3 separate regions of the Homo sapiens genome follow, and all the other regions are linked to region 1. Evidence: chromatin loops called from intact Hi-C (ENCODE). Cell type or tissue: chondrocyte. All regions are shown on one strand. Links, peaks and the distances in the headings refer to the core of each region. The heading gives the core; the rest is flanking DNA. Region 1 has its middle 240 kb from the start of INHBA. Region 2 has its middle 35 kb from the start of C7orf25. Region 3 has its middle 130 kb from the start of LINC01448.

Evidence for each region. Peaks named below come from ENCODE experiments on the same cell type or tissue, not always from the same donor. Only the 100,000 strongest peaks of a DNase experiment are listed, where the experiment ranks them.
Region 2: it touches region 1 in a loop (5-fold over the local background); 35 of 110 quality-filtered maps call a loop at or near these places.
Region 3: a loop joins it to region 1, with 2.6 times the contacts of the local background. A loop is called at or near these places in 9 of 110 quality-filtered maps.

What each region holds. Positions count from the first base shown.
Region 1 is chr7:41,938,418-41,948,599 of GRCh38, reverse strand. No RefSeq gene overlaps it. Among named protein-coding and RNA genes, the nearest start is that of INHBA, 240 kb to the right of the region's middle. In chondrocyte, for the core only: CTCF peaks have their summits at 5,365, 7,446 and 7,661 (motif pointing left); no DNase peak of the experiment used is centred there.
Region 2 is chr7:42,872,284-42,882,465 of GRCh38, reverse strand. No RefSeq gene overlaps it. Among named protein-coding and RNA genes, the nearest start is that of C7orf25, 35 kb to the left of the region's middle. RefSeq lists enhancers at 3,950-4,471, 5,854-5,943, 5,701-6,632. In chondrocyte, for the core only: CTCF peaks have their summits at 5,624 and 5,826 (motif pointing right); no DNase peak of the experiment used is centred there.
Region 3 is chr7:42,569,227-42,579,408 of GRCh38, reverse strand. No RefSeq gene overlaps it. Among named protein-coding and RNA genes, the nearest start is that of LINC01448, 130 kb to the left of the region's middle. In chondrocyte, for the core only: CTCF peaks have their summits at 4,303 and 4,507; no DNase peak of the experiment used is centred there.

The DNA.
Region 1 (10,182 bases), core at 655-8,654:
GCACCTTAGGCTTGTTGTGAGGCCAAGATGAATGATCCATGCAGAGCACTTAGCTCAGATCCTAGAGCCTGCAAGTATTTATGAAATGTTAACTAATGTCACTGTGTACTTGCTGTATAGCCCTGGACAAGCCACTTTATCCTTCTGAACCTTAGCTTACTCTTGCAGGCCATGTGTGGATACGTGAAAACATATTAGGTTGGCGTAAAAGTAATTGCACAATTAATTTTGTGCCAACCTAATAGTAAAATGTAAGAGGCCATGTAAGAGTCAGTTGCACATAGTGTCAGTGGCTGGGCAGGAGGACGCAATGTTGGCAAAAGAACCCGAGATCTTAGTGGTTAGAAACAAAACCCGTGGCTGGGTGCGGTGGCTCATGCCTGTAATCCCAGCACTTTGGGAGGCCAAGGCTGGCAGATCACCTGAGGTCAGGAGTTCGAGACCAGCCTGGCCAACATGGTGAAACCCCCATCTCTACTAAAAATACAAAAATATTAGCTGGGGGGTAGTGGTGCACCCCTGTAACACCAGCTACTCGGGAGGCTGAGGCAGAAGAATCACCAGAACCCAGGAGGCGGAGGTTGCAGTGAGCTGAGATCATCGCCATTGGACTCCAGCCTGGGCTACAGAGCAAGACGCCATCTTAAGAAAAAAAAAAAAAAGAATAAAACCCTTATCTCTCACTCCTGCTGTCCACCCATCATAGGTAAAGGAAGAACTCTGCCCATCACTGCCAGGCAGGCCCAGGCTGACCAGGCTCCAGCCACACTTGGTTTCATAGCCACAGTGGCAGGAAGAGGGAAGAGAGTGAGTGTCTGTACCATAACAAAACTAGTAGGGGCAGAGTATCCAACTGTCATCATTATTACTCCTGAGGTCAGCTCACGAGGTAGCTTGAAAGTCATCTGCTCTGAAGAGAGAGACTTTCTGTTTATTTGTTTTCCTTTTCTGGCTCCAGCAGGTCTGTACCGGGGTTTTGACTGTGGTAGGAGGGCAGGGTATGTGAGGACCAGGCAGCTGACAGTCTGGGGCTGGGGATACTCTGGCGCAAGGGTCTCCAGAAATGTATGCCACCTTGGACAGGTTATTTGAGTAATACTTGGACACCCGGCAACATCACCCTCTGATGGTAGCTCTGAGCCTCACTGCAGATGATCAGAAGGGGAGTTTGAGGGGAGGGAGGAGCCCTGTGGGGTATGGAATATTGGCACACAAGCATTGACACAGGGTCTTTTTTATAATGGAGACATTTTGAGATGGCCTAAAACCACAGTCGAATGGAAACATGACCCGCTAATGGGTCCGTAGATATCCTTGCCCCTCCATGCCTTCCCCAGATTCCACTCTGCATCCCATGGCTCACTGTCCTCTTTCACAGTCACCAGCCCCTCACCCTGACCCTCACCCCAACCCTTCCATGTCTCCCATGCCACCCTAGTGCTTTCTTTACTTGGTATCACACAGAGTTCCTACATGTTGACATTACTATGTCTAACAGCTGCCTCAAAGTGGTCCACATGGGGTCCACATGTTGAAACCACAGGGTCAGCTGGTCTGGTGCAGAGGCCTCAGGACTTCCAGAATTATCAAATCTGTAAGTCAAAAACTAGAACCCAAAAACACGATTGTGAAAACTTTGCTTGTTTGCTCAACCTGGGACTGATTTCCAGAAGATTCGGAGCTGCCCATGGGAATCTTGTGCGGGTAATCAAACCAGGGAGGTATGATTACCTACTGCCTCTGCCTTTCCTGTATTCTAGATTCTCTAGAAGAGATCTACTCCAAATCTTGTAAAACCAAAAGGGTCTCTACACTTCTTAGGAGTGGGTGGATGAGACAGTGAGAAGAACATGAGCTAGAAAGCCTGTGTGTATCCTGAAGTTCCATTTGGAAGGACAGAAATGCTAAGAAAGGGTGTGATGGTTGGTTGTTATTTTGAAAAGTCAGTTTGACAGATATTTACTGAATACTTATCACCAGTGGATAAAAAGGATGAAGGATAACTCTTCTCTTAAGGACCTCACAGTCCAGAAAGAAAAAGAGAAAAATGCAACATTGGAGGGGAGGATGGGAAGTATTGTGAGAGCAGAAGGCATGGGCTTGGAGGAGGAGACCTTCCCAACTGAAGCCTGTGGGGGTTCCTGGAAGATCTTCCTAGGATGTGGGTCCTGAGCTCATGCTGAAGGGCCATTCGCCAGGTGAGGCTTTAGAGGAAAGGGTTTCACGGTTTCCCAGGTGATGCAGGAGGCCCAGAACCTGTGGTTTACAGGGGAAAGGCTTGGGCTTGCACTCCCCTCGCAAGCCCCATTATAGCTCTAAGTGGGAATTGGGTGGCTGGAGGTGACCCAATCCACCCAGAGAGTGGGGCTCCCATGAATCAACTGGAGGGATGTGCAAGGGACTTCTATTGATGGCAGAAGCATCACCAGTGCCATTTACTTCTGTTTTTCTTCATGCAGAACAATGGCAGGGAAGGATTCTCCCTTCTCTCAAAGACCTACTTGGGATGGCAGGACACAGTGTGAGGCTGCGGACAAGATCACCAGTGTCCAGCACTTTCTCATCACAGCATGTTGGGGGTCTCTGGCTGCAGAGAGCTTGACGTCATAGTTAGGACATTTTTTGGTGGCAAGGAACAGAGGCCAATTCAAGGTAGCCAGGTGAGTGATGGTGCTGTAGGGAGATCTCCTTTGGGGAGAGCAGAACTGAGAGCTTACATTGTTACTGGGAGCCCTGGGAGCAACCTCTTCACATCTTTACATTCTGATTTCTCCATCCTCTCTTCACGCATCCCACCCAGCACACTTATTCTGCCTGGCTGGTGGGAAATGGTGGCCCACAGTGCCCAGGTTCTTCGTTCAGATTTACAGTCACCTACAGAGACTGGTTCTTCCTCACTCCCACCTCCAAAGTCCTGGGGTCTAGGAATGACTCTGTCAGGGTTAGATGTGACCAGCATCCCAGCCAGAAGTGTGGGGTTGAATCGTGCAATTGAGGGTTGCAGGTAAGTCCTGTGCATAAGGTGGGGTGGCGGGTGTCAGATTGGGGGTCACTGTGAACCAGTACACACCCTGAAATCAGGCTGCAAGCTCGGAAGGAAAATGGGGTCTGCAGAAGGAGAGTGTTCTCTGGAAATGAGAGTTGGGGCTTCTTGGGCCCCCTTGTGGGTCACAGCTATGGGATTTAACCTCATGTGGGATACATTGTCAAAGAAAGGGCCCTAGCTAATATTTCTTGGTAAGTTTTCATCCTTCAATTCTCTGCAGTTTAATACCTCCAAACACATATTTCTGAGTTACAGTGTTTATTTAGAAACCTCACAGAGCCTTTGGGAGGCCGAGGCGTGTGGATCATGAGGTCAGGAGATGGAGACCCTCCTGGCCAACACAGTGAAATGCCGTCTCTACTAAAAATACAAAAAATTAGCAGGGCGTGGTGGCAGGCGCCTGTAGTCCCAGCTACTCAGGAGGCTGAGGCAGGAGAATGGCGTGAACCCAGGAGGCAGAGTTTGCAGTGAGCTGAGATCTTGCCACTGCACTCCAGCCTGAGTGACAGAGTGAGACTCCATCTCAGAAAAAAAAAAAAAAAGAAAAGAAAAAGAAAAGAAACCGCAGAGCCATCCGGGTACGGCTGCATGTATTTGCATTTACAGTGACTGATGCTGAGTTCCTGGCTATAGGAGTATTCCATTTTATGGAATACTTCTGGATACTGCACTCACAGACTCAACTGTAAACTGAACACATTTATATTATATCTCTAATCTCTATTCTCATAATAGTCTTACTAGTATTACCACCACTTTAAAAATGGAGAGAGAGAGAAAGAGAAAGTGTGTGTGTTACCTTTCTGAAATCACTCAGCTAGCAAGTGCAAGAACAGGGATCCCAACCCTCACCACTTCTCCACATTCCTTGTTTTGCGAATCAAGATGTGTGACCCTGTTTGGGGTTAGGCACAGTGGCTCAAGCCTCTAATCCCAGCACTTTGGGATGCCGAGGAGGGTGGATCACCTGAGCTCAGGAGTTTGAAACCAGCCTGGCCAACATGGTAAAACCCCATCTGTACTAAAAATACAAACATTGGCTGAGAGTGGTTGTGCACACCTGTAAATCTGAGCACTTTGAGAGGCTGAGATAGGAAGATCACATGAGGTTAGGAGTACGAGACCAGCCTAGCCAACATGGTGAAACTGCGTCTCTACTAAAAATATAAAAATTAGCCGGGCGTGGTGGTGCACCTGTAATCTCAACTACTCAGGAGGCTGAGGCAGGAGAATCGCTTGGACCCGGGAGGCAGAGGTTGCAGTGAGCTGAGATTGTGCCACTGAACTCCAGCCTGAGTGACGGAGTGAGACTATGTTTCAAAAAAAAAGATGTTATGACATTGTTTGGGTCATAATCAGTCACAGAGAAACATAGTGGCAAAATCCCAGTCTCTGAGTTCCAAGGCAGAGAATATGTGAGTTTACTCAGAGATGACAATTTAAGATTGCCTCTTCCTTAGCTCTGGGACCTCAGGCAAGTTTATGTATCTGTGCCTCAGTGTCCTCATCTGTCCAGATGACTGAATCATTGTGAGCAGGAGATGAGTTAAGTCTTGCAGTGTTTGCAGGCACCAGGGAAGTGGCACAGGTTATAATTAACAGTTCAGACATCAGGGAAGGGTTCCAAGAACATGAGTTAAACACTGACTAAGGAGGGGCCCTTTCAGAAGAGGAAGAGGTGGAGAGGAAGGTACAAGAGACAGTATGAGGTGGGAGAGTGGACCTCTGTAGATGAGGGTCAGGAAGGAGGTTGACAGGATGTACATAAGGCACTGGCAGGAGTGAAAACTCGGGGTGAAGGTGCATAGGCCCCAAACACCCCATGAAGGAGTCTGGGCTTTGCCCTGGAGGACCAGAGCTGGAGGGGACACACCAGGGGGGCCAGTGGGTGTGCTTTTTGGAGAAAATTTTAGAAGAAGAGGGAGGAGGCCAGAAGTCAACGATGCCTGGTCTAGAAGTCATAGCTTCTGTGAACGAGGAAGTCTCATAGGCAAAAGAACAGGCCTGGTCTTATGGGGTTCTGGGTCCAAAGGCCAGACCTGTTGCAAAGTGTCAGCAAGAGAAAAATTCCTGGCCCTCTCCTGCCAGCTCTAGCTCCCCCTGTCAATGAGAGAAAGGACAGGCCTATTCCAGAACACTCAGCCATCAGGCACAATCTCCAAGACTTGACTGTCCACTGCCCTCCTTCCCTCCCTCCACACTCCCCTCACCACACTTGTGGAGGGCCTGGGGATTAATGCCCAGTTTGCAGGGCATTTAATAGTGGCTTCTCAGCGGGCGGAGCTGCAAACGCGTCCAACAGCCCCTTCAGCCCATGCTGCTGCTGCCACCGCGTGGTGCAGGCGGGGAATGACTGCGCACCGTCCCTGTTCAGCGGGAGCACCGGAGCCCATCTCCACCTCCGTTCTCTGCGCTGAAGAGGAAAGAACCACGCGGATTCAGCACGGGGAATGTTTCTTGTTTAGGAACTGTAATATAGGGATTGGACACTAGCTAAAAAAGAGCATCTTTGGAGATGGGGGTATTAAACAGTTCAAATATGCTTGGGATTCATCAATATGAGACTTGGAGAAACATCTCTGTGGCCACTGCTGTGGCTTTCTTGGATCTGAACCAGACACTGCCTTTGTTTTTTACTACATATAAGCCAGAGGGAGTCCTGGGCTGCCTGAGCTGGGGAGGCGGGTGCGGTGACAGCAGCGCCCCTGCAGACTGAGCCTGCGAGTCCCACGCGTGAAGCCCACGCGTGAAGCCCGCAGGGTGCGCCGGGTTGTGCGGGGCATGGCAGCTCCCAGCCCCTCCACACATCGGGTCGGCCACTTCCCTGCGGGGACAGAATCTAGCATTTTTTCAACTGTCCTAGTCTATGTATAATTCCGTTTGTCTTTTGAAAGCAGTTGTTTATTTTGAAAGGCACAAGCGGAATGCCTTACATCAGCGCCCCTTGACCCGGAGGTAGGAGGAGCGTGAGAGGAGCCACAGGGTGGACTTTAAACCACACCGATGTGCTTGAGTCACGGGTCCTCGGGTAGCAAGTGGCTCTGCACAAGTTGTTGAACTTTTGAATTTTTTTTTTTTGACAGAGTCTCACTTATGTCCCCCAGGCTGGTGTGCAATGGCACGATCTCCGCTCGCTGCAACCTCCGTCTCCCCGGCTCAAGCAATTCTCCTGCCTCAGCCTCCAGAGTAGCTGGGATTACAGGCGCCCCCCACCAAGCCCAGCTACTTTTTTGTAGTTTTAGTAGAGATGGGGTTTCACCATGTTGGCCAGGCTGGTCTCAAACTTCTGACCTCAAGTGATTCGCCTGCTTCAGGCTCCCAAAGTGCTAGGATTACCGGCGTGAGCCACCACGCCCGGCCAGTTGTTGAACTTTCTATGAGCCTCTGTTTCCTCATCTGTGGAATGTGTCCTAGTCTATGTAGTAGATTAGTCTCTCTTGTAGAGGAGTCTAAATCATCAAGGGCGGTGTGTTTGCCTTTCATTTTACCCCACTCCAGACCACTCAGCAGGGCCCCCTTCTCGTTACTCCCTTTAACTATTGCAGCGAGTTAGGCAGTGACCCTTATATTCATGTCCGGGCAATCACTTCAAACATGGATATAGATGAACTCTGTGCCAAAAGAAGCATGTAACTGATTGCCCCCCAAAAGGAGAGGGCCAGGGCTGGTCATAGCGATGACCATGTGCCCAGAGGTCTTAGCGTGTGCCCCAGAGGAGGCTCCAAAATGAGGAAATGAGGGATCTGAAGGGCGGAAGGGAAGAGAGGTTCAGGCAGGTGTCCAAGGCTATCTGCCTGGTCAGTGACAGAGCCTGGACTGTGTGAAGGCAGATCCCATGCGTCTACCACTCACTGGCTGCCTCCAGCGGAAAGCAGAGTGGGCCCTGGGGTCACACACTCAGCTGGGAGGGAGTCCTCTTCCACGGAGTCAGTGGGTGACAGGGAATAGCCAGAGGCAGGGAAAGGAGAAGAGAGTGAGCAGAACAAGGTCATGGCAAAGTCTGGGTGAGAGGGAGGCTCCCAGGTGCAGGGCATTGAGAAGGGAACCCACAAGGGGAGGGGCCGAGGGTGGGGAGCCGCGGCTGGGGCACACTGAGGGTGAGGAGAGCATCCCATCCATGTGAAAATACCCAGGAGCTTGGGGATTTTGAGCTCCTATGAGTGGGCGTCTCATACCCAGAGTTCATTGCTGATGCCTTGACTGATTTCTTAAAACAGAAAAGATTTACTTGTAGGTGAAAGGAAGGAGAAAGACAGAAAAGAAATGTAATAGAGTGTCCCAGACAGGACTCAGTGCCATCAGGGATAGGGGTCAGGCACCTCTTGCCCAGAGATGCTTAAGGAGCTATGGTTCTTTGATGCTCTACCATTCTAGGAGTAGTTCAGGCAGCAAGAGAAACATCTTCCTGCCGCTAAGAATTGCTCAGACTTCAGCTGTTGTGGGCACTTACATTACTTAAGTTCAGTTTTTGTCACTCAAGGAAAGTCTTGTTGACAGAGGTGACAGAGGCTCAGAGTTAGGACCCATGTAGCAGAGATCAGCTTTACTGGGAAAAACTGCTTTGAGGCTCTGTAGGGAGCGGAATGAGAAACGGCAGTCACACACTGCCCCCTGGTGTTCAAGAGCATTTACTGTACCTTGGCTGCTTCCAAAGAGACAGGCGGAGCTCAGGCTTAGTCACCTTACAAATGTCCTTCCTAGGTGTTTTGGGTCTTACACATGTTCTTTTCACCTGTCAGTAACGAGGACCAGCTTTAGTGTTTACCAATCTATTTGCGCACTTTTTGGCCATACAACCCCGTGCAGGAAAAATAATCACAGGGAAAGAGAAGTGGGCTCTCCTCCCTGCACCCTTCCCTGCTCCCACAGCAGCCCACCTGGGAGCTGGCATATGTGATGGTTGAAAAGCATACTGCTTTTTACGTGTCATTCCTCAATAAAGTGATTTTCAAAAACACACAAAAAAAGCGTGGACTTTGCAGACAGATCATATTCAAATCCTGGTGCCCTGTGACCCAGAGGGTGGATAAGTCACTTAATCTGTCTGCGTCCCAGAGCGCCATGTGCTAGGAAGTGAGAATTAAAATACAAATGGGTCTGATCTCCAGCAGCTCAGAGGTGGCTGGAGGACTTACAGAGAGGAGGAGGTTTTCAATACAGCACCAGAAAAGCTTCAGAAGAGGTCAGTACTGGGAGCAGTGTATCTGAGAACCAGAGATTGAAATGGCTGTTTCATGAGGGCGATTGTGAACATTAAATGAGAGAACATGGATAAGGTTTTTAGTGCAATTCTGGCACACAAGGAACCACAAATTATAGTTATTAGAGTTCCAAAGGGGCCTCAGTGATTAAGAGCAGTAGGTCTGGGGACAGGATGGAGGTGTTGCTCCGTGTTCTGTGGCAGGGATTGACTAGACCTGGGCAGCCCAATGGAGATATAATGCAAGTCACAAATTAAAGCCACAAATGTAATTTTAAATTTTCTGGTAGCCTTACTTTAAAAAGTTTTTAAAAAGTGAAATCAAGTTTATACTTTATTTAAACCTATAAATCCAACATATTGTCATCTCAGTATGTAACATCAACAATTATTAATGACGCCTTTGACATTTTTTGATTTTGCCAAATCTTCACAATTCCATGTCTGTGCTACATTTGCAGCACATCTCACTTTGGACTAGCCACGTTTCAAATGCTCAATAGTTCCTGTGGCTCATCTGTATTGAACAGGGCAGCTGTAAAGGGCCACCTTGGCAAGGAAGAGGGACAAGACAGACTAGGCACATCCACCCTGCAGTTGAGCTGGAGAGCTTCATTCTGCTGTGTCTGCCTGTTTGGTCTAGGAGACATTAAATCTGTGCTTGTCAAAGAGTGGCTAAGAGATCACCTGCTTCAGAATCTTCGGGGCTGCCTCTTGTTTTTTTTTTTTGTTTTTTTTTTTTGACATGGAGTCTTGCTCTGTCGCCCAGGCTGGAGTGCAGTGGCGCCATCTCCGCTCACTGCAAGCTCCACCTCCCTGGTTCACGCCATTCTCCTGCCTCAGCCTCCAGAGTAGCTGGGACTACAGGTGCCCGCCACCACGCCTGGCTAATTTTTTGTATTTTTAGTAGAGACGGGGTTTCACCGTGTTAGCCAGGATAGTCTCCATCTCCTGACCTCGTTATCCACCCGCCTTGGCCTCCCAAAGTGCTGGGATTACAGGCATGAGCTTCCCCGCCCGGCCCTGGTCTGCTTCTTAAATGAAAAATCAGATTCCTTGTCCCTTTCTTACTGAAATCTCTGGAGGCCAGAATCTGCATTTGAAATAGGCTTTTTAACTGATTTTAAAGTCCAACATCCCATCCCCTTTCAAGTGTAGACAATGCATTACTTGGCACACAAGAAGGCATGCCCAATAGATGCTTCTCCTTTTGGATTAAAAGTCTGGAACCAAGGATTGGGGGTTAATAATTATGGAGGTGGTCATAACTACATTGCCAGGTCTTACCCTTCCTATTTAGATTCCCTTCACCTTGAGTTTAAACCTGGCCCTGTTCAATAATTTTCTCTAACATTCAGCATTCTCCTCTGGCCTATGTGATTTGGTGCAGGCACACAAAGTAAATTCTCCATAATATCTGAGAAGGTGACTCTTACATCCAGTGGAAAACTCAGCCTGTGGTCCATCCATGAGCATGAATGTCCCAATCTCATTTCCCCAGCATGTTCCCTCACCCTGCCCTAACTCCCCAACCCAGAGGAGCCAGAGGGAGAAATTTCTACTTATCTCGTTGTTATGGCCTGAATATGTCCCCCAGGATTCTTGTGTTAGAAATGTAATATCCAATGCAATAGTGTTGGGAGGTGGAGCTTTTGGGAGATGTTTACATCATAAGGGCTCTGCCTTTGGGAATGAATTAATGCTGTTTATATATAAAGGGGCCTGTGTGAAAGAGCTTATCCCTTGTATTCTTCCACTCTTCTGCCATGTGAGGTCACAGTGTTTCTCCCTTCAGAGGATGAAGCGAGAAAGTCCTTGCCAAACACCAGATGCCAGCCCTTTGATCTTGGACTTCCCAGCCTCCAGAACTGTGAGAAGTAAATTTCTGTTCTATATAATTTACCCAGTCTGTAGCAATCTGTTATAGCAGCCTGAA
Region 2 (10,182 bases), core at 935-8,934, 930 kb before region 1:
ATCTTCCTGCCTCAGCCTCCCAAAGTGCTGGGATTACAGGTATGAGCCACCATGCTTGGCCTGTTTTACTTTCTTAATAGTAGTTCTGTAATAACCTGATAGGTTCTTCCTGCCTGCTGCACAAACAACGTCAATCCACTGAGACCATGACATTGCAGTAAAGAAAGGGTTTAATTAACCCTTGGCTGGCCATGCCACATGGGAGACAGTTATTACTCAAATTAATCTCTCCAGAAATTTGTAGACTAGGGTTTTCCAAGGAGAATTTGTTGGGCAAGGGTATCCAGAAGGGGACATCCTGATTAGTTGAGGATGCAATCATAGGGGTGTGGAAAATGATCCTTGTGTGCTGAGGCTGTTTCTGAGTGGGGGCTACTAGAGGAGTCCAGGTCCAATGTCCAGGTCCAAGTGGAATCATCTGGTTGTCAGAAATGCAAAAGCCTTAAAAGACATCTCAAAAGGTCAATCTTAGGTTCTACAAGAGTGATGCTATCTGCAGGAGTAATTGGGGAAGTTGCAAATCTTGGGACCTCCAGAATAATGACTAGTAAGTATTTAACTATGCCTACATCTAGCAGAATTCAGACCCCTTTCATCCTCCTAACTTGGTGGCCTTTCATTAGTTTTACAAAGAAAGTTTAGTTTTTGGGAAGGGCTGTTATTATTTAAACTGTAAACTAAATTTCTCCCATAGTAAGCTTGGTCTATACCCGTGAATGAATGAAGACAGCCAGCCTGTGAGGCTAGAAGCAAGATGAACTCAGCCATATTGGATTTCTTTTATTGTCATAGTTTTGCAAAGGCAGTTTCAGTTTTGGTGTCATGTTTGAGAAATAGTTGCCTCTTCTAAGCTCATGAAGATATTGTCCTATATTTCTTATAGAAACTTGATTTTCTCAGCTTTCCTAAAGTAGGGGGCCAAGGTTTCTTGTTTTTGTTTTCCATGTACCTTTTCCCACTGAATTGCAGTGGAGTTCCCTCTCTCCCCATTAGGGTGTGGGAGACTTGTGGGTCTGTTTCTGGACTCCTCTTCCTATTGGATTGGTCTGCTCCATATTCTAGTACCAGTACTGCACTGTCTTAATTTCTGTAGTTTTCTAATAGGCTTTATATCTCATGGTTTAAAATATATGAGCTTTGTTCTACTTCCTTACGTCCTTGGACATTCTAGGCTCTCTGCATTTCCGTATGAATTTTAGAAACAGCTTGTCTGCTTTGAGGGAGCCTAGCCAATGGGGGAAAAAGAGAAGAATCGGCTTGTTAGTTTCTACCCCCCCACCCCGCCCAACCCCCAACACAACAACAGAAAACCAAGGGAGTTTTAGTGGGATTACATTGAATTGCATTGAATCTATAGACCAATTCTGGGAGAACTGACATCTTAACAACATTGAGTTTTCCAGTCAAGGAACAGACACATCCTGTTTACTTAAGTATTTCAAACATTTTCTTATTAATGTTTTGCAGTTTTTTGTATAAAAGTCTTACACATTTCTCATTAGATTTATTTATAAGTGATTTATGTTTTGATGTTATGGCAAATGGTAATTTATATTTTCTACTTGTTTGTTGCCTTTATATAGAAATACCACCAACTTTTGTATAGTGCCCTTGATAAATTCTTTTACTAATAGTCTGTTTCTAGGTTTATTTGAATCTTACTAGCTTTTCTCATTTGTTTTGTTAATGTGATTAATCACATTCACTTTTAAATGTTAAACTAGCCTTTTATTCCTGGAATAAACTACCCTTGTTCGAGATGTATTACTTTTTTAAATATGTGCTTGCATTTTATTTACTTAAGTTTTCTCATGTGTTCATGAAATATATTAGCTTGTGGTTTCCTTTTTTAAAATAATGCACTCATAGGTTTAGAAATAAAAATTCCGATGATCTCATAAAATGTGTTGAAATGTATTTCTTTTTATTCTCTCTGTCTTTAAGAGTTTGGATAAGATTGGTTTTAGTTTTTTCATAAATGTGAAGGAGAATTCACTAATAAAGCCATCTCACAGTTTTCTTTGTGGGAAGTTTTTTTTTTTTTTGTAAATTAAAAACAACTATTATTATTACAAATTCAATATCATTCACATCTTTCATTTCATCCTGTGCCAGTGATGGTATATTGGAATTTTGAGGATTTTTTTTCTCCATGTAATCTAATGTTTTGACACAAAATTTTTTAAATTTATGGGCATGAAGTTTTTCATAATGTCTTTTTATTATCTTTTTAATATTTCTAAGGTCTATGTGATTTCTCCTTGTCTATGCCTGATACTGATAAATTGAATTTTCTCATTTTTCTTCCCTTGATTAGTCTACCTAGGGACTTATTAATTTTAGTAAATTTATCTAAGAAGCAACTTTGACTACATTGACTTCTTATGTTATACCTTATTGATTTCTGCTATTATATTTATTATTTACTTCTCTTATCCTTGGGTTTAATTAACTGTTCTTTTCCTCGTTTATTGAGATGGAGGCTTAACTTAGTGATTTTCAATCTTTTCCTTTCACCTAATATATGCATTTGAAGCTATTAATATTCCCCAAAGCACCTTTTGGTGTATACAACAAGTTTGGTTTATTGTCTTTTCTTTATCTTTCAGCTCAAAATAGTTTCTATTTTTTCATTGTGATTTCTTCTTTAACTCATGGGTAATTTGAAATGTGTTGCTTTTCTAGCTTCTATTTATCTTTCTCTTACTGAGCACTCAATTCCATAGTGGCGACAGAACATGCAATATATGATCTAAATAATTTGAGATTTGTCAACTTGTTATATGAGCCTAGGATATGCCTCTGTCTTGTGGTCTATGGTAAATGTCTTATGTGCAATTTATATATGGATATATAGATACACAGGTGTGTTGAAAGTTTCCCAATTTCCATGTGTGATGATTAGCTATGTGTTAACTTGACTGGGCCACATGATGCCCAGATAGTTGGTTAAACACTATTTCTGGGTATATCTGTGAGGGTGTTTCTGGGTGAGATTCACATTTGAAGGGGTAGACTGAGGAAAGAAGATTGCTGTCTCTATTTTGAGTGGGCCTCACCCAATTTGTCAAAGGCCTGAATAGAATAAAAGGCTAAGTAAGAAAGAGTTCTTTCTCTGCTTGTCTTCAGTCTGGGACACTGGTCTTCTCCTGCCTTTGACTCAGACTCAAGACTGGAACTGATACCATCAGCTCTTCTGGGTCTGAACTTCTCAGCCTCCAGTGTTGCATGAGTATTCTTTATAATAAATCCCTTTTTTTCTCTGCACACACACACACACACACACACACACACACACACCCTATTTGCTCTGTTACTCCCTGACTAATATATCTTTCATATTTAAAAAAATGTTATTCAACTAAGTCCTAGTCAGCTAACTCCCAAATATGGATCTTCTAGATCACTATTTCTATTGGTTATTTGTTCTCTTAATTATCTATAACATTTTCCTTTTTTATGTGCCTCATAATTTTTTTTGCAGACATTGTAGATTATAAGTTTGGGAGGTTCTTCCTCTAAAGATTTGTTAAATTATTTTCTGGTGGACAACTCATTTACTTGTGGATTACTTGATCCTGTCAAAGTCTGGTTTTCTGGGTAGCATTACTTTCAGCTTTGCTGTTAGTGCTACAGCACAGCCCTTATACTAAGGTGTAGTCTTTATGTTATAGGATCTTTGGGGTGTTGCTTTTCTGACTGGAAACCTGTGGCCAGTGGTGCCTTTGCTTGAGTTTACTCGATCCTGCGGGGCTTGCTCTGTCCACTCAGCCTGGCAGGTGGTGCTCAGCTCACACTACCAGCCTGGATCCCATGACTGCCAAGGGAGACTGTGTGGAGCAGCAAGGGCTGTGTGAGTGAGCCTGGTGTCCAGCCACTGTGCAGTCAGACATGCTGGCTGCTGCAGCGGGGAGGGCAGCTCCAGGTGCTGGCCCTCTGCAAGGCTGCGGCTGGACCAGGTGCACCACAGGCAGCTTCTACAGCTGGCACCAGGGAACATGGGTATGCCTGGAAGCTTGGAGACACCAGGAACCACAGAGCTCTGAAGAGGAAGTCACAGACCTGGCTCAGACGGTTCCCAGGTCTGGGCTCCCTGAAGGGCTGCAGCTCTTCTCTCCTTCTCTTTGCCTGCAATGTGGTGATCTAGGGGCATGTTTCAGCCCTGTTTGTCTTATAGCTCTTTCAGCCCCACTACTCGACAGGTCCCAAGTTCTTCTCCTGTGACCAGGAAGAATGAGGTACACAGAAAAGTGGAGGGTGAGCAAGATAAAGAGGAACTTTATTGAGCAATAGGGTAGTTCCTTTCCACAACCAGAGTGTCCTGACAAGTGTTTAGCTCTTAGCAGAGAGGAGACCCTGAAGTGGGAAGCTCCTCTCTGCAGGCAGGTGATCCCATTGTCTGCCTAGCTCTCAGCAGTGTGGCGGCCCTGGAGTGGGTTGCTTCTCTCTGCAGCTGGTTGTCCTGATGTCTGCTCTGCTCTGGCTGATCTCAGGGCTTTTATGGGCCTCAGAGGGGAGGAAGTGTGTGCCGATTGGTCCATGGGTGGCCATGGGTAAGCCTGGAGAAGGCACCACAAGTTCCCACTCTGGTCTGCAGGACTGGCAGCCTGGTCCTCAGCCTTCAGACCCTCCCTGGCCTGAAGGTGGGGCCTCACCAGGAACCTGCCCACTTTGTTGCTCAATGAAGCTCCTCCTCTTTTCAGGGTAGAATTATTGATTGAGTTATATATATATAAGTTATAAGTTATATGATATATATTATATATAATATATATATATATATATATAAAACTCAATAATTCTATCCTTAAGGAGTGGGGAGTGCAGGAGGGGGACTGGTGGGCAGAGGGCTGTGGTTCCTAAATCTCCAGTTCAAGAAAAAGGCAAAGAGCCCTTGAGTCTTCTACAGTATTTCATGGTGGATGAAAAAGAAAGATTTCTCAGAATTACCTCAGAACATGAAGACAATGATAATAGCAACAATAGTAGTAATCATAGCAGTATCAATGGTAAAAATGTCCTCTCTGGGTCTACTTTAATCATTTATAAAACAATGAGAATAAACTAAATAATCCTTAACTTCAACTTAGCTCTGAAGATCCATTGTTTCTCATTTTTCTTTTCTTTTTCTCAAAAAGAGGAGCATAGAGGTGGTTTAGTGATCTTATGTTAATCCCTTAGTATTCACCAGTCATTTGTGAACATGTCCAGTGTGAAAGATGTCGTTCTTGATGCCTGGAAGACAGAGGTGAATGAAGTTATCTTGTTTCTGGTTCTCATGGAGCTTTATATGTATCGCAATAATTATATTCTTCAGGACTGGGATGAGTGTGACTAATTATTCATAACATGTAATTTATAAATTCTAGGCTGAATGAATTGCTATCGTTTTGGTCATGAGGTCAAGATACTTAAAAATCAATTTGATATGTGAACATATTTTCCTAACTTTGGTGCAATTAAGAATGCTAGAAATAAAAAGGACTTTGGAGATCATTTTTATTCAACCTATCTGATGTTACAGGTAAGGACAGAGTTCTCTTTTTCAGTCTGGGTATTTTCACCAAGCATGGGGTCTCTGAGCTTCATTGGTGTTGCACGTATTAGCAGCATATTCCCTTTGATGGCTAATTAAATATGTAGGTATTTACCATGATTTGTTTATCCCTTGACTCATCTATCAACACTGGGACTGTTTCTGGGTCTTGGCTATTGTGAGTAAGTTCTCTATGAAACTGTTTAAAAAAAAATTAGTTCTAGGGAAATGAAGGAGTAATAGAACCAGAGTTCAGGCTTGGTAATTACCAGCTCTTCCCACTGGGAGGCAGCACATGTAAAAGTCAGAGCTTGGCCTCTGGAGTCAGGCCCTAATTTGATTGTTAGTTTTGCCACGATCTGTGTGATCCGGGGCAAGCGACTTAACTTCACCAAGCTTTAGTTTTCTTATCTGTAAAATAATAATAGTATCTTTGCTTTAGACCTGTTATGAGGATTAAAATGAAATAAGATATACTGTACTGCATTTAGAGGAGAATTTGGCATAAAATAAAGACTTAGTAGCTGTCAGGCCTCTGAGCCCAAGCCAAGCCATTGCATCCCCTGTGACCTGCATGTATACGCCCAGATGGCCTAAAGTAACTAAAGAATCACAAAAGAAGTGAATATGCCCTGCCCCACCTTAACTGATGACATTCCACCACAAAAGAAGTGTAAATGGCTGGTCCTTGCCTTAACTGATGACATTACCTTGTGAAAGTCCTTTTCCTGGCTCATCCTGGCTCAAAAAGCACCCCCACTGAGCACCTTGCGACCCCCACTCCTGCCCACTGAGCACCTTGCGACCCCCACTCCTGCCCGCCAGAGAACAAACCCTCTTTGACTGTAATTTTCCTTTACCTTCCCAGAATCCTATAAAATGGCCCCACCATTATCTCCCTTCACTGACCCTCTTTTCGGACTCAGCCCGCCTGCACCCAGGTGATTAAAAGCTTTATTGCTCACACAAAGTCTGTTTGGTGGTCTCTTCACACGGACGCGCACGAAATTTGGTACCGTGACTCGGATTGGGGGACCTCCCTTGGGAGATCAATCCCCTGTCCTCCTGCTCTTTGCTCCGTGAGAAAGATCCACCTATGACCTCAGGTCCTCAGACCGACCAGCCCAAGAAACATCTCACCAATTTCAAATCCGGTAAGCGGCCTCTTTTTACTCTCTTCTCCAACCTCCCTCACTATCCCTCAACCTCTTTCTCCTTTCAATCTTGGCGCCACACTTCAGTCTCTCCCTTCTCTTAATTTCAATTCCTTTCATTTTCTGGTAGAGACAAAAGAGACATGTTTTATCCATGAACCCAAAACTCCGGCGCCGGTCACGGACTGGGAAGGCAGCCTTCCCTTGGTGTTTAATCATTGCAGGGATGCCTCTCTGATTATACACTCATGTTTCAAGGGTGTCAGACCACACAGGGACGCCTGCCTTGGTCCTTCACCCTTAGTGGCAAGTCCCGCTTTCCTGGGGCAGGGGCAAGTACCCCTCAACCCCTTCTCCTTCACCCTTAGCGGCAAGTCCCACTTTCCTGGGACAGGGGCAAGTACCTCTCAACCCCTTCTCCTTCAGCCTTAGCGGCAAGTCCCGCTTTTCTATGGGGCAAGAACCCCCAGTCCCTTATTTCCACACCCCAACCTCTTATCTCTGCACCCAATCCCTTATTTCCGTGCCCCAACCTCATATCTCTGCGCCCCAATCCCTTATTTCCGTGCCCTGACCTCTTATCTCTGCGCCCCAACCCCTTTTCCCACTTTTCTGGCAGGTAAGAACCCCTGAACCCCTTCCCTCCGTTTCTCTACTCTCTTTTCTCTAGGCTTCCTTCCTTCACTATGGGCAACCTTCCACCCTCCATTCCTCCTTCTACTCCCTTGGCCTGTGTTCTCAAAAACTTAAAACCTCTTCAACTCACACCTGACCTAAAACCTAAATGCCTTATTTTCTTCTGCAATGCCGCTTGACCCCAATACAAACTCGACAGTAGTTCCAAATAGCCAGAAAATGGCACTTTGAATTTTTCCATCCTGCAAGATCTAAATAATTATTGTCATAAAATAGGCAAACGGTCTGAGGTGCCTGATGTCCAGGCATTCTTTTACACATCAGTCCCGTCCTAGTCTCTGTGCCCAGTGCAACTCGTCCCAAATCTTCCTTCTTTCCCTCCCGCCTGTCCCCTCAGTACCAACCCCAAGCGTCGCTGAGTCTTTATAATCTTCCTTTTCTACAGACCCATCTGACCTCTCCCTTCCTCCCCAGCCTGCTCCTCGCCAGGCCGAGCTAGGTCCCAATTCTTCCTCAGCCTCCGCTCCTTCACCCTATAATCTTTTTATCACCTCCCCTCCTCACACCTGGTCCGACTTACAGTTTCGTTCCGTGACTCGCCCTCCCCCACCTGCCCAGCAATTTACTCTTAAAAAGGTGGCTGGAGCCAAAGGCATAGTCAAGGTTATTGCTCCTTTTTCTTTATCCCAAATCAGATAGCGTTTAGGCTCTTTTTCATCAAATATAAAAACCCAGCCCAGTTCATGGCTCGTTCGGCAGCAACCCTGAGACGCTTTACAGCCCTAGACCCTAAAAGGTCAAAAGGCCATCTTATTCTCAATATACATTTTATTACCCAATCTGCTCCCGACATTAAATAAAACTCCAAAAATTAAGTTCCGGCCCTCAAACCCCACAACAGGATTTAATTAACCTCGCCTTCAAGGTGTACAGTAATAGAAAAAAGTTGCAATTCCTTGCCTCCACTGTGAGACAAACCCCAGCCGCATCTCTAGCACACAAGAACTTCCAAACGCCTGAACCTCAGCGGCCAGGCATTCCTCCAGAACCTCCTCCCCCAGGAACTTGTTACAAGTGCCAGAAATCTGACCACCAGGCCAAGGAATGCCTGCGGCCCAGGATTCCTCCTAAGCCATGTCCCATCTGTGCGGGACCCCACTGGAAATCGGACTGTTCAACTCACCTGGCAGCCACTCCCAGAGCCCCTGGAACTCTGGCCCAAGGCTCTCTGACTGACTCCTTCTCCGCTTAGCGGCTGAAGACTGACGCTGCCCGATCACCTTGGAAGCCCCATAGACCATCATGGACGCCGAGCTTTGGGTAACTCTCACAGTGGAAGGTAAGTCAGTCCCCTTCTTAATCAATACAGAGGCTACCCACTCCACATTACCTTCTTTTCAAGGGCCTGTTTCCCTTGCCTCCATAACTGTTGTGGGTATTGACGGCCAGGCTTCTAAACCTCTTAAAACTCCCCAACTCTGGTGCCAACGTAGACAATACTCTTTTAAGCACTCCTTTTTAGTTATCCCCACCTGCCCAGTTCCCTTATTAGGCTGAGACACTTTAACTAAATTATCTGCTTCCCTGACTATTCCTGGACTACAGCTATATCTCATTGCCGCCCTTCTTCCCAATCCAAAGCCTCCTTTGCGTCCTCCTCTTGTATCCCCCCAACCTTAACCCACAAGTATAAGATACCTCTACTCCCTCCTTGGCGACTGATCATGAACCCCTTACCATCTCATTAAAACCTAATCACCCTTACCCCACTCAACGCCAGTATCCCATCCCGCAGCACACTTTAAAAAGATTAAAGCCTGTTATCACTCGCCTGCTACAGCATGGCCTTTTAAAACCTATAAATTCTCCTTACAATTCCCCCATTTTACCTGTCCTAAAACCAGACAAACCTTACAAGTTAGTTCAGGATCTGCGCCTTATCAACCAAATTGTTTTGCCTATCCACCCCATGGTGCCCAACCCATATACTCTCCTATCCTCAATATCTGTCTCTACAACCCATTATTCTGTTCTAGATCTCAAACATGTTTCTTTACTATTCCTTTGCACCCTTAATCCCAGCCTCTCTTCGCTTTCACTTGGACTGACCCTGACACCCATCAAGCTCAGCAAATTACCTGGGCTGTACTGCCGCAGAGCTTCACAGACAGCCCCCATTACTTCAATCAAGCCCAAATTTCTTCCTCATCTGTTACCTATCTCGGCATAATTCTCATAAAAACACACGTGCTCTCCCTGCCAATCATGTTCGACTGATCTCTCAAACCCAAGCACCTTCTACAAAACAACAACTCCTTTCCTTCCTAGGCATGGTTAGTGTGGTCAGAATTCTTACACAAGAGCCAGGACCACACCCTGTAGCCTTTCTGTCCAAACAACTTGACCTTACTGTTTTAGCCTAGCCCTCATGTCTGCGTGCAGCAGCTGCCGCTGCTTTAATACTTTTAGAGGCCCTCAAAATCACAAACTATTCTCAACTCACTCTCTACAGTTCTCATAACTTCCAAAATCTATTTTCTTCCTCATACCTGACGCATATACTTTCTGCTTCCTGGCTCCTTCAGCTATACTCACTCTTTGTTGAGTCTCCCACAATTACCGTTGTTCCTGGCCCAGACCTCAATCCGGCCTCCCACATTATTCCTGATACCGCACCTGACCCCCATGACTGTATCTCTCTGATCCACCTGACATTCACCCCATTTCCCCACATTTCCTTCTTTCCTGTTCCTCACCCTGATCACGCTTGATTTATTGATGGCGGTTCCACCAGGCCTAATCGCCACACACCAGCAAAGGCAGGTTATGCTATAGTACAAGCCACTAGCCCGCCTC
Region 3 (10,182 bases), core at 1,474-9,473, 630 kb before region 1:
AAGCTTAGGGAACCTCACTTAGTGAGAGTCTGCATGGAGAATTAAAAAAAAAACCGTTAAAAAAAGTTAGAAACACATAGCATTCCTTCACTGGAATCTAGTCTTTGTTCACCATCATCCAGGGTGTAACAAATGCATGGGCTTTGAATTCAGGCATATTTCGGTTCTGATCCAGGATCTGCACTTACTAGTTAGATGATCAGAGGCCATATACTTGAGTCTTTGGCATACAGCAAGTCCTTAATAAACTCCCAATAATAGTGGTGGTGGTAGTAGTACCAGTAGTAGGCAATAGCTTTAGAGATGCAACAGCCCCAGCAGTCTGTGTGCTATTGATTCAGCTCCTACATTTCTGCCTTTCACTGCTCCTTTCTTCTTCATTTATTCTTCCTCCCCTTAGACCTGGTTTTGGGGTCCTTCAGGATTCTGTTTAAAGGATGAGCCAGGGTTCTGTGGTTTAGCAGCACTAACAGCACAGGGAGAGAGTGTTCCACACTGAGCATTTATTAGCTTATTTGGTTCCTACCAGGACCCCACTAGGTAAAGGGTTTTATCTCAGTCTTACCAGTGATGAACGGAGATTCAATTTGTACGAGAATGAAGTTGACCAACTGTCAATCCTGTGCCATCTTTCTTACACCACACTGTTTCTGGGGAGACTTCAGATAGACGGCATTCCCTTTACTGTGTTTATTAAGCAGGCTTTTGTCCCTCTGAGTTTTAGGAGGCCACTTCCTATAGCAGAGCTGCTAACCTATAGCAAAACTGACTTGAGTTTTTCTCTCCAGTTTCCATCTACCATCACTTGGTGGAAGTGCTAAAAGGCAGTGAAATGATTAAAAGTAGGTAGAAAAAAGAAGCGAAGGGTCACGGAAATCCACCAACTGGAACATCCTTTATTAAATACTCAAGAATAGATTGCTTGCATGCATGCTCTAATTTGGATTGTTAGGGAGTTCCCAGGGGAGCCGTCAGAGGATTATTTAAACCTAACAGGCTCTGTGCCTCATTCCCTCAAGTCCTCAATGTTTTGGCAAACCACGTATTAGAAACTGTTCCACGTCTGCTTCCTTCGATGGAGTTTGCAGAGATACCAGGGACTATCTCAGGGAAGCAAGAAGAGCTCTGAGTGCAATGGGCCCCACCCCAGGAGACAGCTCCCTCTGGCCTTCCTCAGCTTCTCGTGATAATCCATTTTAGTGTCTGCATCTCAAGACTTTCTTGGCAGAAGTATCTCCTTATGATAACCTGCATCCCCTGTATTGCCACTTAAGCTCACATCCTCTGGGAAAGGGAGAACAGCTGGTCACCCTTTTCTGCATAACTATCCCTCAGGAAATCAAGCACTTGCTGGTATTTTTAATACGTGTTGAGATTACTGATGCTGCCAAGATTCTTGTTGAAGGGTGTTATGTCTCTTTGCTTTCTATATCCCAAAATGACACTGCTGGTGAGTTGTTTTCCACGTGTGTCAGGAGAGCTGAAATAACAGAAAATGTCTATATTTTGGAAGATATCTGTATGCATATTGTCCGTAGCCTGGTGGTAGAATCTGTTGCCACCTAGGGCCCTGCCTCTAGACCTTGCAAGATTATCTAATGCCTTTGCTCAAACATTCTTTTGTTCTGTGCCTTGTCCCCTTCCAAATCTCTAGGATTGCTGAGTTGCAGGAGCCTCTCTCTTCTTCAGTTCCTGAGTGTTGCTCAGTTATACCACATCCTTTGAAAGGGCTTCCTTCATCGTCATCACATTTCATTAGCCTTCCTGGCTTGAGTTCTTCTGCTACAGCTGCTTTCAAATCCTGGGGTCAGTTTCTATTCTGTCCCAATTAACGGGCTGTTCTTGAATTGTGGTGGCTGCCTACACTGTTGAAATTTAGCTACCAGCCTTACCTTAAACATTTTGCTCTTTTCAAACAGTGGTCCTTAAACTTGAATACACAGTTAAATTACTTCTGGAGCTCTGGTAAAATACAGATGAACAAGCACCATCCCACACCTGTTGAATCAAAATGAGCAGAGAAGAGATCCTCATGCAGATTATTAAGAGAAAGGTTCTATCTGAGGTTCCGAAGTGACCAACGGTTAAGTGATTCTGAACTATCTCTAAATAGCAGTGGTTCTCAGGTTTAGTGTACTTCAGCATCACCTAGAGGGCTTGAGAAAACACATTACTGTGTCCCACCCTGGAGATTTGCTTTAGTAGGTCTGGGTGGCATCCAACTGTTTGCCTTTCTACCAAGTTTCAAGCTGGTATTGATGCTGCTGTAGGATCACACTTTGCAAATGACTCTTTTAGAGAATCTTTTTACTCTCTGGTTTACAGAGTTAATACTTTGTACAAGATAAAGGAGAACATAGGTGTCACAGACATGTTTCATTCCAAGTGAATTTACTTGACCAGAGATAATGACTGTGACCCAGGATTGATAAGTTAAAAGCCTAAGCAGGGAGGCACCCCACCAGACATGATGTATGCATGAACGGACCGAGTGGACATTGGTTGATTTCAACCTGCCCGACATCTCTTCATTTATCTTCCATTAAAAATTAAATTGATAAGATTTCTCTTATCAATAACATATTCCATATAGATCGAATGGAAATAACTCCTTCTTCACTTCCATCATGGAGTGGACACATGCCCTCGACCTAACCCATTATAATTCTGCATTTCTTTGTCATAGTTTTTGGATTAGGGGAGGATCCATCACCAAAGTTAGACAGTGAGTGCTCTTTCTGAATTTTGCTGAGATTCTCAGAAAAGAAGCATTCTTTCCTTCCACCTTGTAGAAAGAGCCTGTTTGGGGGAAACAACAAAACAAAGCAAAATCAAACAAAAATAAAACCAGAGAAAAGAAAAGCTGAAAGATGGAAGGGGAGAGAGAGAGAGGACTGAGGCGGTATGTGAGGCAAGTCCTCTGCTTGAGCCCCTGCTCAGTCACACACCCCAGCTCCTCAGCGACATGAGAAGAGCATTTTGGTTTTAGTTAAGCTATTTTGCATTGAATTTGTATCACCTTCAGCCCTAAGAGTTCTGTCTAACACAATGCATACTCCCAGATTTCTACCATCCTAAGCAAATTCCTGTCCCATAATAAATTGAGGTTTTAAAACGTGCAAAGAATGAATGCACTTTGTGTAACATTATGGTGTACAAAAGGGTCCCAGTGGTCAAATACATTTGGATAATACTTCAAATTATATCACTCATGTAAAACTGCATTTCATATATTGGTATATTTAAGAACCTCAGAAGTTCTGAAGTAAATAAACCATTTATTTTTTTTCAAATTTAGCATTTCCCTAATATATTTTACCATAAAGACTCTTTTTGTGGAGCTGGCTACCCATCATCCCTAGCTTTCATTTTACTTCTGTGATGAATTTGAGGAAATTTTACAATGGTCTATAGGTGAAGTATCATTCTTACATATAAGCCATTCCTCCAGAAAGCACATTACACCCATTATAGAGGAAATACTTCTTGAAAATAAAAGGCATAGGGCCCCTTTCTTGGAAGAATCTCTCTATAAATAGTATTAATTTTTTAGCTTAGACTATGAAAGATTAAGTGACGTGATCAAAGTTAGGGAAAGATTGTCTTTCTTTGATTTGGAAAGAGACCTGTATTTTCTCAGCAGCTGGCCTCTCTTTCCCTTAGAGTTTTGGAGCTTGGCCTCAAAATCTCTCTGGTGTGGTGAAAGGGCTTTTGCACTGGTTCTTTGCAAACCTGTAAAGATAAGCATGTGAGCCTAAAGGTCATTACTTCCTGGGGAAGAAAAAAACTCATGGCTTGAGGTTAGGAGGAAGAGCAAACCGAAGGCACATTCTCTTTTCCTTATATTCCTGCTGGCACAAAAGCAATTCTCTGATTCCTATCTACTCTGATTCCCTCAGCTACTTTTAAACAAAGGGAAAAATAATTCTGATGAGAACAAAATATTTATTTCTTCCACTCCAGTGTGGTCAGGGGTAACTCAGAAAGTTGGCTGAAACTTGAGTGCTGAGTGATGGTCTCTAAGCATCATCCAGCTCTGCCAAGTCCCTGGCCCTCGGGGCCACTCTGCCGGAGCTGAGGTTTCCTCTGCACTTCTTATACTGCAGCCCAAGCTCCAAGGGCCAGTGCTTCTTTCTGTTCAAACTTTCTGTTCAACCAAGCTTCACTAAGTAGGCACTCTGCCCTCTACAGCCATCCACCATCTTGGTCACCACATTCCTTGATACCAAAACCTTACCAGAGTCAACACATTGCCAGAATTGCATGACATTTATTGTGTGGCACTGAAGGGAGAGATGCCTCTTTCCCTTTCATTTTTGTGTGTTTATGCCCCTTCAAAGGGATTGCGAAGCAGCACTGTATATGACTGATTTCTTAAAGATACTTCTGTGAAATAACTCAGAATAATTTTGGTTCCTGATTTCATGAGAAAGAAAAGGTAAGTTTGATGAAGTTGTGATTGGAAAACAAATTTCAATAACTGAAACCGAGCTGTACTCAGAAATGCCCCTTGGTGGCAGCCAACACTCTGTTACTGAGGTGAGCCCTGTGTTCCTGACTTGGTCTTGCCCCAAATGAAGTTCTCCAAAGATGCTCCTCAGTCCCCATGAAAGCGGGCTTCTAGAGCTCTCACTTCCCCTGCCTGGATATACCTGAGTCCCATATTCAAGCCAGAATGCTCAATACAAGGTCACCAAATGAAATAGCAAAGATAGCAAAGGTAATATGAAGAGAATACCATTGATATTTTACACATCTTGAGTGACTGGTATTCACAGAGGTACAAGCGTAGTTTCCATTTACCTTCTTCTATGTCAGGGGCTGGAAAAACATTTTCTTTAAAGGAGCAGACGGTAAATATTTTAGGCTTTGCAGGCCATCTGGTTTGTGTCTGAATTACTCAACTCTGCTAGTGTAGCTCAAATCAGCCATAGACAATATGCAAATGAACGAGCATGTTTGTGTTCCAGTAAAGCTTTATTTACCAAAACAGGTGGCAGGCCAGATTTATTCTGCAGGTTGTAGTTTGCCAACCTCTGTTTCATGTGATTGAGGTATTTCAAGATCTTCTATCTTTGAAGTGTAAATGAAATGCTTGTAATTCATTTTGCTGATCTACATATCGAAAAAAAGCATTTGATTGATATTTTCTTTTGTTGTTGTTGTTCTTGGTCTTCCATTTAAATGTTCAGTGCTTTATAATTATGAACTGTTGAAACATGCCTTTAAGGTCTCGAATTGCAGTTAACTTGGGAGCTTGAGATATGAACAGTCTGGGAAATGTTTACTTAACTCAGTCATATTGCCAGAGCTAAGTAGGTATTTCTCAACCGCTCTCCCAAATACAGAAGTTAAACACAGCCTTAATGCTACCTCATGTGCACATGAAAAGACAGAAGAGGTACCTGATTCTTCTAAGACATCTATCAGCTTCTTCACTCCAACCCATTCCCAAGTAGTTTTAAGGCCACGATTATTTCACATCCACTTTCTGTAGCTGAGCCAAGACCATGCTATACACTTGATCTTAGCCAAAAGACTGAGAAGCAATCAAGACTACACTGTACAAACTTTCTCCTACTTTGTTTTCTGCCCTCTCTCCTTTGCTTTTCCATCCCTAGTTCCACCTTTTTGCAATTATGCCTTCAATGAGTGTCTAAAAATCGGCATATGCAAAATTAACATCAGGATTAAGAAAAAGATATGAAGAAATAAATATAGATGCACTATAGTTCCATGTAAGAGGATCTCAAAGTTGGAAAAATATTTCACTTTCTATTTCAAGAATAAGTTAAATATTCTTGCTTTTATTCAACAAACAAGCATGGAACAACCAGTATGTGCCTGACACTGTGTCTTGCATTTTGCACGGGTTGTCTCATTTAGACACTATTAGATTGTGCTGCCTAGTGACCCACTCCAAAACCTAGTAAATTCAAACAAGAAATAGCATTTTCATGATTGTATGCACTATTAAAAGGCAAAAATGGGCTTGTCTGCAAATATATCCCATTGGTTACTCTGCTCATGAAACCACAAGAAGATTTAAAAGTGAAATCTATCAACAAGAAATTAAGAATGTCATTTCACTGATAAATGATACTAAATAGTATTTTTAAAGTTTTCTTATTTTTAACTTTTCCCAAATATCCATTTAAAGGAAGAGAAAGCTGAAAGGGCACAAAACGCCTCTGAGAGCTCATGTCACAATTCTGCAGGTACCTCTTGTCTGGGACCTCATATGGGATGGCTGCTCAGCCCTCACCACCAGGTCCTCACCCTGAAGCCCACCATCCTGGGCTTGTCACCTAGTGGCAGAAGGCTACTGACAGCAAGAGAGCAGTCACCAATGTGCAAGCACTTTCAAGCCTCTGTTTGGATTACTTTTGCACTTGTTGCATTGGCCAAAACAAGGCACTGGTCAAGGAGTAGAGAAATAGACTTCACCTCTTGTAAGAGAATCAGGAAAGTCACCTTGCAAAATGTCATGCATACAGAGATGTGTGAATACATTGGGGTCATGATTACAACAACCTATCCCAGCCAACTCAATCTATCCAGTGCCTCAAACCACAAACTCCAGTATGGAATATAAAGGGAAAGTTTCAAGAAAAATCATCATACTCTTTTCTAATATGAGTCACTGTCATGGTACCAGGGAGATGCTGAAGGAAGAAACACAGTGAAGAGGTCAAAGCTAATCGTGGAGAGAAACTAAAAGACCATCACAAAGAGAAGAGGGGAAAATTGATATAAAGAGCTTCTGATAGAAGTCACCTTAAGGCACTATTTGTCCCTAAGAGGAATGTTAATTTTTTGATCTTAGAATAGAAAGGGAACAAGGAGAAGAAGAGATTAGAGCCAAAGAGAAGAGAAAAGGAATAAAGAAAAACAAAAGAGCTCATTGAATATAATGGGAATGGAAGAAGGGAGATATTTAGAGTAAAGGGGGTAAGCGAGAAGGCAAGAAGGAGTGAGTGAGTGACAGAGAGGGAGAGAGAGAGAGAGAGAGAGAGAGAGAGCACTCCACAGGGACCCTATTTAAAGGTCAGATGCACGACAGAGAGTTTATAAACATTTCTCAGACTGGTAGTAATGAGAAGGAGGAGCTTTGATTCTGAAACTTATTTTCCTTCATTAGTTAGTTTATCTTAGTTGAAATCAAACGCCAGAAGCAAATTCCCTGTAGACCGCAGCATAATAAATAGGTTTTTGAGGTCTTTTCTGCAAGCCGCTGAATAAGTATCCTCCGATCCTTTTATTATTTCCTCCTAAAAGAGAATTAGAAAAGGGTGCTGCCGGCACACAAGCCATAATATGACCACTGATGCTGGCAAACAGGAAGGCCCGCAGCTTCGTTGCCAGGGTGTGGGTGCTGTAACCCCGGGGCCTCACAGAATGGCTCTGCCAATTATACTGGGGTGGAATTATGGCTTTCTACCTTGTATAGCTGTCCCACCGGAAAAACAACGAACCAAAAATAATAGGGAAAAAAAACAAACCCACTCTGCACTTACTGTGGGCCCCAGAATGATCCTGTATTTAAGAACTGAACCCCTTATTTGGAGAATGCTTCTTCTTCCTTTTAGGCTTTGATTGTAATAGAAGAAAAAGTTAGCCTCCTCTGGTGCCCCAGTGAACATCAGAACACCACATAGTCCCGAACGCTTGGCAAGAATTTTCAAATGCACATAGAAGGTAATGTCATGAACATAAAGTCATTATTCCTCAGTGTACTTCCAACAGGCACGTTGGATCCTACAGAACTGAAGAGCCGAGAAAGGAATGAGATATGTGTTGCCTCTGATACGAGGAGTAGATGGCGATTGTATTGCAGGAATTGAGCAATGTACAGGAAACGCTGAACTCACAAGGGCTAAAATCTAGTGGCTGTTTTCATTATAATTAAAACTTTCAGGCTGCTTCTGAAACTCTGGATTTTAACTTTTTGCAGGAACCAGACCTTCCAGTTAGATTTCTAGCACTTCTTGCTCCCAGTTAGTGTTAAGCGGAGACCACAAAACAAAACAAAACAAAACAAAACAAAACAAAACAAAACAAATAACTATCTTCAGAGTTTGGAGGAGGGGAGGGAGTGGGAGAGGTACTGCGAGTGTGGATCTCTTTGCCAGTCATGGTCCAGTCATGGTCCATCCAGGAAAGAAGATACTACTTTTACTCTTTCACATAGAGAGGATTGAATGCTTGGAATTGGTTACACAGGCGATAGAAAAGCTGAAAGACCAAACAAAGGAAGATGATGCAATCAGAGATTATCAATAGCAAGAAGCTGCTCACATCCCAGGTAGCCAAGGCCAGCTGACAAGAACATGCTTTGGGACCTGGAATCCCAGGAGGCCCTGCAGTGGGAGCTGGAGCCACCCATATGCTGCTGGTGGAGATGAAGCTGGAGTGTTGTGCCCTTTCATTTGGGTGCATATTATTCTTTAGTTCACTAACTGTGTTTCTTAGAGTCTTCTGAAGATTCCTCTTTCTCTGACTACCTCCTAGGGATCCCTCCGTGGGTCTCTGGTCACCTCACTCTTCATACTCTTCCTGGGCAATGAGATCCACACTTGAGGCTTTGCTTTCTACTCAAAAGTTGATGATTCAGAAATGTCTCCACCCCAAAACTCTCTCCTGAGCTTTGGACTCCAGTAGTTAAACTACTACTGTATATTTTCACTCAGATTTCCTCAAAATGTATCAAACTTGAAAACTACAAGCAAAACAACCTCATGTTCCTTCCCGTGCACCACTGCTCCCCTGTCCAGATCAACGGTACCTTGGTGTATCCAGCTACCTAAGCAGAAATCTGGATGTCAGCGTTGAGAGTCCCACCACCTGGGGAAGAAAAACACCATTCATCTTCTTCATATCACACTTGGAATTTTCCCACATCTCTCCATCTCATGGCTTGCAACCTTTGGTTCAAGCCATCATCATTCTGTGCCTAGATTGTTCCTACAGTTTTCTGATCCATGTGCCTGTATCCTGTCTGGATCCTTTTCAGCCCTTCTCCACACTTCAACCAATGCAATATTTCTAAAAGGTACGTCCTTTTAATACCTTTCAGTGCCCCCTCACTGCCCTTAAGACAAAGTCTAAAGTCCTTAACATAGTTTATGAAACTATCAGAACATGACCTTACTTAACTCTTCATCCCAGTCCTCAACTTTTCTTCACTTCCACTCCTAACTCTCATCTCTTCTCTTTCCTTTTTCTTCTCCTCATCCTCCTCTCCCTTCTCTTCCCTCCTTTGCCCAACTCCCAGCTCAGGTTATGTGTAAACAATTGCAGTTTTCTTTTCTTTTTTTTTTCAGAAGGAGTCTCAGTCTGTTGCCCAGGCTGGAGTTCAGTGGCGTGATCTTGGCTCACTGCAAACCTCTGCCACCCGGGTTCAAGCAATTCTCCTGCCTTAGCCTCCCGAGTAGCTGTGATTACAGGCACCTGCCACCACACCTTACTAATTTTTGTATTTTTAGTAGAGAGGGGTTTCACCATCTTGTCCAGGCTGGTCCTGACCTCGTGACCCACCCACCTCGGCTTCCCAAAGAACAATTGCAGTTTTCTCAACATGCCATTTCTCTCATTTGCAAACTATCCCAGTAACCTCTCTTTTTGGAAGACCTCTTCCACACCATTAAGTTCTGCCCAACGCAACAACACAATGACCACCTTCATCAGGCTAAGTCCTACACACCCTTCCCTTACCTCTCTTCCTTACCTCTATGACTTGTTTAGATGGCTTTCCTCTTTCCCTGTAGAACTGCACTTTTTCTTTCGTAGCATTTAACATGATGTACTCTATTATCTTGTTCCTGTTATCCTATCTTTTTCTCCAAAAATAGCTCCTTGAGGATGTAGCTATTCCTTTTCCCCCACTGTATCTCTAAGACAAAGCACAGGGCTTGGCAGAAAGAATATCTATTTACTGAATAAATAAGCTCTTCTGTTTTAAATTTATTAAATATTTGCCTATAACAACTACGACTATTTTTGCTCATGAATTCACACTCTTGAAGATAATTATTACCTTTAAAATGACTATATTTTAAAAGGCATTTCAGTTTTGTAGTTGTACCGCTACATACCAAGCCTTAGGATGTTTGAAAAAACTGTTCAGTTATGTTCAATATATGAAAAGTATAATTTACCAGAAAGAAAATCTGATGGATAAAA